2 separate regions of the Homo sapiens genome follow, and region 2 is linked to region 1. Evidence: chromatin loops called from intact Hi-C (ENCODE). Cell type or tissue: IMR-90. All regions are shown on one strand. Each heading gives the region's core, and the rest is flanking DNA. Links, peaks and the distances in the headings are about the cores only. Region 1 has its middle 65 kb from the start of NAV2-AS5. Region 2 has its middle 7.0 kb from the start of NAV2-AS5.

Region 1 (2,918 bases), core at 260-2,759:
TGTTAACTGTTGAACCTGACTGCCCAGTCTACACACCTCCTGGCATCGACTAGGCATTCAGTGAACTCTAGGTGATTGACTAACTCAATGAATGAATGGAGGCTTGGTTTAACCTTCACCCTCCCTCAACAACTATTCCCATTATTTTCTTTGTGCAGGATAAACATCTTGAAACACCTCTGCCCCATCGCTAAGTAGGCCAATCTTCCACAGCGTCTAGAAACCAGTACAGAAAAAATGCAGTTTGACCTTGCTGTCATTGTTTGCAGTGTAATGAGGAAAACAGGCATTAAATAACTAACCATACAAATAATTGTGTAATTAAAACTGTGGCACATGATACAAAGAAGATGTACAGGATGATGGAAGGGCACATAAAGGAGAAAGCCCAGGAAGCCTTTATTGAGATATTGATGTTTAACTAGGTTTAGAAGGGGCAAAAGGAGGTGGGAAGAATGTCTCATGCCGGGGGAGGAATACGATGCAAAGGCCTTGGCAGGACAAAAGGCCAGTGTGGCTGGACCCTGGGGATCATCTAGGAGAATGGCTGGAGATGGATGGGTCTAGAGCCTGGAGGAGATTCCCCTACAAGGTCTCTCAGCCATGTTGGAGATTTTGGTTTTTGACTTAAGAGTCCTAGTGAGATATTGAAATGTTTTAAACATGAGAGATATGTGATCAAATCACATTGGCTGCTGTGAGGAGAACAGATCGGAGAGGTACAAGAAAGGACACTGGGACACACACACACACACACGCACACACACACACACACACACACACCCTTCAACAGGCTGACAATGCCCTGTGTACAGATAGCAGTAAGAGCATGAAACTGAGATCTGATTCAGAGAAGACTGAAGTCATTGCACGTCATTTCTTCCTAATCTTTTAGAAACAACCCACTCCTTCATTCTGTCTTATGGTGGGCACTTGTAAGTGGGCTGCTACTTCTTATTTATTTTTTAACCAATTTTGTGAAACAACAGATGTGGTGCTTCTCTTGTGGTTGTTATTCTCAAAGAGAGGATGTTGGTTGCAGCAGACAATTTATCGGAGCCCATTTTCTCCCTTGGCTTCAGCAGGGAGCCAGGGGCTGGGGGTGCTAAGTTGGGCAGGAGTGGAATCCACCCTTCTGTCAGCCGCTGGCTTGAAAGCAAGCATTAGCACGTATTCAATTTGGTCTGGGAGCTCTCCTCTGGACACCGAACCTGGTCCTTATCTATTTTTCCCATTAATAATGAGCTGTTAAATCACATTGCTCATGCCATTTGCAAGATAGCAACGTGTGGTTTAATTGTGCCTGCTCTGTTCCCCCATCATCTCAATCCTCCTCCTAATGGCTTGGCAGGCGGGGCAGGGCTGCTTGGGAACCACTGGCTCAGGCCTGCCATTTCCTGGTCTAGCAATCTCCAGTTTTAGAAACAGGGACTGCTGTGGCGGAAGTGGAGTGGAGCTCCGAATGTGAGGGCCCTGGGGAGGGGAGACTGTGTGCACTCACACCTGCACTCTCCCTCCTCCCCATCATCCCAGAGGCCCTCTCAGAAATCCTAATGGTTGAGGAAAGGGGGCTGGCCTGGCAAGAGGCTGGGCCTCCATTCCTATTTCCCCTGCTCATTGCCTGAGGCTTTCAAACAGTTCCCGCTCCTATCTGGTTTTTGCTGGCGGCACAGGCAAGTTGCTGAGTTCTTGTGATAAGGCTGGCTGATACATAAGGATAATTACGTCTGTGGGTTTGGAATCACTCAAAACCAAAGGTGAAATGACTCAACACAGAGGAGGGCTTTCCCCAGAGAGGTGACTCATGCGCTGGTGGTGGATATGGCTAGAAAGGAGGTGCATTTCTCAAATGTGAGAAGTTGACCTTTCTCTGCTGTTGCTGGGAGAGCCCAGGTGTGGGAGAGCTGGCCAGGATCAGAGGGCAGGGCTCAGGTGGCCTGCAGAAGCCTGCAGTGATGTTGGGAGATGGTGGCATCATAGCAAGGGCCCAGGGCTCTGGTTCCACCCTGCCACCAACTGGCTGTGTAAACTTAAACAAGTCCCCCTGTGGCTGCCTTGGCCCTAGAGTCCCAACCTTTACAGCAAGTGTGACAATAGGCTATATAAAAAGTATCATTCTCTCTCTTCCAGTAGCTTCAAGAATGTGCTTGTTTCCCTTGACTAAAGCAGCTTAGAAGTGGATTGTCCTGTGTTTTTGGTGTTTTAATTTCAGCTGCCCCTTCCACCATCGGGAGAAATGTGGTCCCTTTTAGGATAAGATCTGAGATGCAGTCCCGCCCAAAGAGGTCCCCCTACCTACCCATCAAGGTGTCTGAAACACCCACATTTAGATCTAACTGGAGAGGGAGGCCAGGTAACGTAGTAAAAAGAGCTTGAGCTTTGGGAATGAGACATGAATCTTGGGCATCATATTCCTCATACCACTTCCTTCTTCCTGAAGTCACAGTTACCTTGTCCTGCTGCCACCTATGGCAGCATCCTTGCTAGAATCTCTGAGCTGAAGCCCTGGGACAGCATGGCCTTCATGCCCTCTATGCCAGGCCTTATCCTTGCTGAGTTGCTCCTCCACTGCGACACTTGGATGAAATGCTACACTGCAGGATATGGTTTCTGACCTTCTCAGTGGCCACCAATGGTCTGCAATGACGGAGAAGTATACAGTCAGCTCTCCATGGAGTTGGACCAATGAGAAGGAAGAAACTTGAAAGAGATGGGCAGTGCATCCCCACTCTCTCTCCCTGCCATGGACCACTCTGAGATACAGTTTGTCCTTGCAAATCTTTTGCAGAAAGTCCCACATGCTGAGCAAGGACACCTGTCAGGTGACCTGCTGCATCTGCCAGCAGCTTGTGGTAAAGCAGTGGCCAGCACACTAAGGCATCTCTTTGCATCCTTTTGCTCCTTTCTTCACATGGGTT
Region 2 (2,918 bases), core at 114-2,613, 58 kb after region 1:
CAAATATTTATTGAGCTACTATTGTCTGCTGTGTTCCAAAGATGGAAAGCTTAGGTCCTTGCTCTGAAGTAGATTCTTCTCAAGAATCTGGGTTCCGCATGTGCTGTTGGATGTCACATCATAATCAGATGTACAAAGCTTTGTTCAGCCAGGTTTAATTCACTAGGTTGACAGCTCTGTTATAAGCTTTTCTCCCAAGGTTTGTCCTCACTGAGTAGCAAAGTACTATGGTTAAATCATTAGTTTAAACTTCTCACCATGTTCCAGTCTGTGTTGTTGAAATTAAGTCCACGGTCAACATCTGTCTATAGCTCATTCATTTCATGCAAGCCATACAGCCTAGCCAACCTGTTCATACGACCTCTGGGCTGTTATATTTCTTAAAAGGCAGAGCCAGTACACCAGGCAGGCACAGCTGCCTTTGCCACCTGTGTGGGCTGATTTACCCTGAAATTCTAACCTCATCTAATTGGCCTAAATGGCGAGCAATTAATGACGTGGAACCTCTTTGAAGGTACTATAAATAAAAGGCCAGGAACCTAAGATTGAAGTGAACCAGGGGTTACAGTAATGATGATAAATTGTTCCTGCTAGAGGGTTGTTGTTGTTGTTTTTAAAGGAGTTACTTAGCATCTCTTAACCATGCTGACCCCACACAGGGGTCAAGGTGGGAAAGGGCAGGTATTCTGTTTGCAGTTGGTGAAATCTGACAGATAGTCAAAGGGAGAAATGTTGTGAGTCGTTTCTAAGGAGAGGTGAGCAGTGCCTGGCACAGGCACTTAAGTATGTGTTGAGTCAGTGAAGGAATGCCTTCCAGAGTGTAGCAGAATGAATCTGGGGTTTGGAATGAGATAGTTGTATCTCTGTATCTTGAACTTGGGCATGTAGACAGCTTAACCTTGCTCAGCCTTGGTTTCCCTGTCTATTAAATAGGGATAAGCATAACACCCATCTTTCAGGGTTATTGTGTAGAGTAAATGTGATAATATAAGGTTCACAGCTATATCCTCAGTGCCTGGCCCAGGCCTGGCAGGTTATAAGAGCACATCAAATGTTGTTCTTTTGCCCCTTAGGCACTCATCTCAGACACTATTAGAATATAAATTCCCTGCATAGGGTAGATTATGTTTATCTCCTATCCCTTAGATGAGTTCTAGCATACAGTAGGCCCTTAATAAATTTTAAATAAAGCAAATTTCCTTTGCTTTTCTCTGTAGTAAATTGACTCTATCAGTGGCCCTGATTCTATATATATATACACACACACACAACCACACACACACACATCCACACACACGCACACACACACCCTCTCCATGCCCTTTTGCCACATCACTTTGCATTTTCTTTCACTAAAGAACCACTTGGTTCTGAGTCTGGCCAAGTGATATGTCTTAGCCAATGGTATTTTCGGAGATATGTCATATGCAGAGGCTTACAAAGACCTTGGCACATTTCCACTGTTGCTCCTATTCCGTGGCCATGAGAAGCTCCTCAGGCTGGTCTGATGGAGGGTGAGAGGCATGTGAAGAAGGAACCAGTCACCCAACAGCCATTTGACCATGTCATAAGAGTGAGCTGAGCCACAGCCAGCAGTGTCCAGCCACACTCACCCAAGATCACAGAGCTAGACTCATAAGTGAAATAAATACTTCTTGTTTTTAGATACAGACTTTTAGGGTAGTTTGTTACATACTGTTAGTGTGGCAATAAAAAGCTGATACACCCATTCCTATCCCCAATTACTATCCAGGATAGAGCTTGAAAAGTGTCCTGAAGAAATGATTAAGCACCTCTTGTCTTTTTTTAAATTTACTTTTATCACATCTGAAAAATATTTGGTCAGGAGGAAGATAGTATTAGTTGCTTAAATTACTTTTAAGCATTATGAACTAGAAAATTCCAGCCATCCCTCGTGGGCTATCCCTTGAACAGAGTATAATTGACTGGAATAACAATACTAATGATATTAAAATCTTATCTCTGCAATGCACTTTAAGACTTATAAAACTTTCAGATGCTTTATCTAATTTGCTCTGATTCCCTGAGGAATGCTAGTTCTGATGGGTAAGGTTGCTCAGGCTGGGTCACACAGCTAGTGAGTGGCAAAGATCTTTTGATACAAAGTATACTAATTTTCAATGGCTGCTGTAATAAATTACTACAAACATAGTGGCTTAAATCAACACAAACTTGTTATTTTACACTTTCATAGGTTAGAAGTCTGACAGCGTCTCACTGGGCTAAAATCAAGGCATCGGAAGGGCTGTGTTTCTTTCTGGGTGCTCTGGGGGCAAAATCTGTTTCCTTGACATTTCCAGCTCCTAGGGGGTGCCCACATTCCTTTGTTCATGGCTCCTCCTTCCATCTTCAAAGTCAGCAACCTTGCCTCTCTCTGAACATTCATCTGTAATCACATCTCTCTCTGACTGTCTACAGTGGGGAAAGTTTCTCCACTTTTATGGATTCGCATGAATAGATTATGCTCACCTGGATAATACACAATATTCTCCCCCATCTCAAGGTCCTTAATTTTAATTACATTTGCACAGTCCCTTTTGCGTGTAATATATTCACAGATTCCAGCAACTAGGGTGTGGTTATCTTTGCAGGACCACTATTCTCTCTATATACATGGAGTCATCTACATTTCCAGTACCTCATCTAATTAGGATTCTGTTGGCTACCGACCTGCCTACCTTTCTTCTTCTTTTTCTTTCTGGTTGATGGTACAGTAGCTATAATTCCACAACTCCACTGGTTGTAAAACCTCAGTGTTTGGCCAAGCAGGAAGAAATGCTAAACACATTCCCAAAAACAGATCTTGAGGCAGAGTCGCCTTTGAGTATGTTGAGCCCAAAACATTTTATATTCTTATAAAATCACTTATTGCTAGCTACAGACATGTTTCTGATTAA

The links. Hi-C counts contacts between places; a loop is a spot of excess contacts. Peaks named below come from ENCODE experiments on the same cell type or tissue, not always from the same donor. Only the 100,000 strongest peaks of a DNase experiment are listed, where the experiment ranks them.
Region 2: a loop joins it to region 1, with 4 times the contacts of the local background. A loop is called at or near these places in 3 of 110 quality-filtered maps.

What each region holds. Positions count from the first base shown.
Region 1 is chr11:19,440,691-19,443,608 of GRCh38, forward strand. It overlaps a transcript of NAV2 not described here. Among named protein-coding and RNA genes, the nearest start is that of NAV2-AS5, 65 kb to the right of the region's middle. RefSeq lists enhancers at 1,201-2,400, 1,812-1,901. In IMR-90, for the core only: no CTCF peak of the experiment used is centred there; a DNase peak (open chromatin) is centred at 1,741; H3K27ac peaks cover 390 bases; H3K27me3 peaks cover 89 bases.
Region 2 is chr11:19,498,721-19,501,638 of GRCh38, forward strand. It overlaps a transcript of NAV2 not described here. Among named protein-coding and RNA genes, the nearest start is that of NAV2-AS5, 7.0 kb to the right of the region's middle. In IMR-90, for the core only: no CTCF peak of the experiment used is centred there; a DNase peak (open chromatin) is centred at 1,481.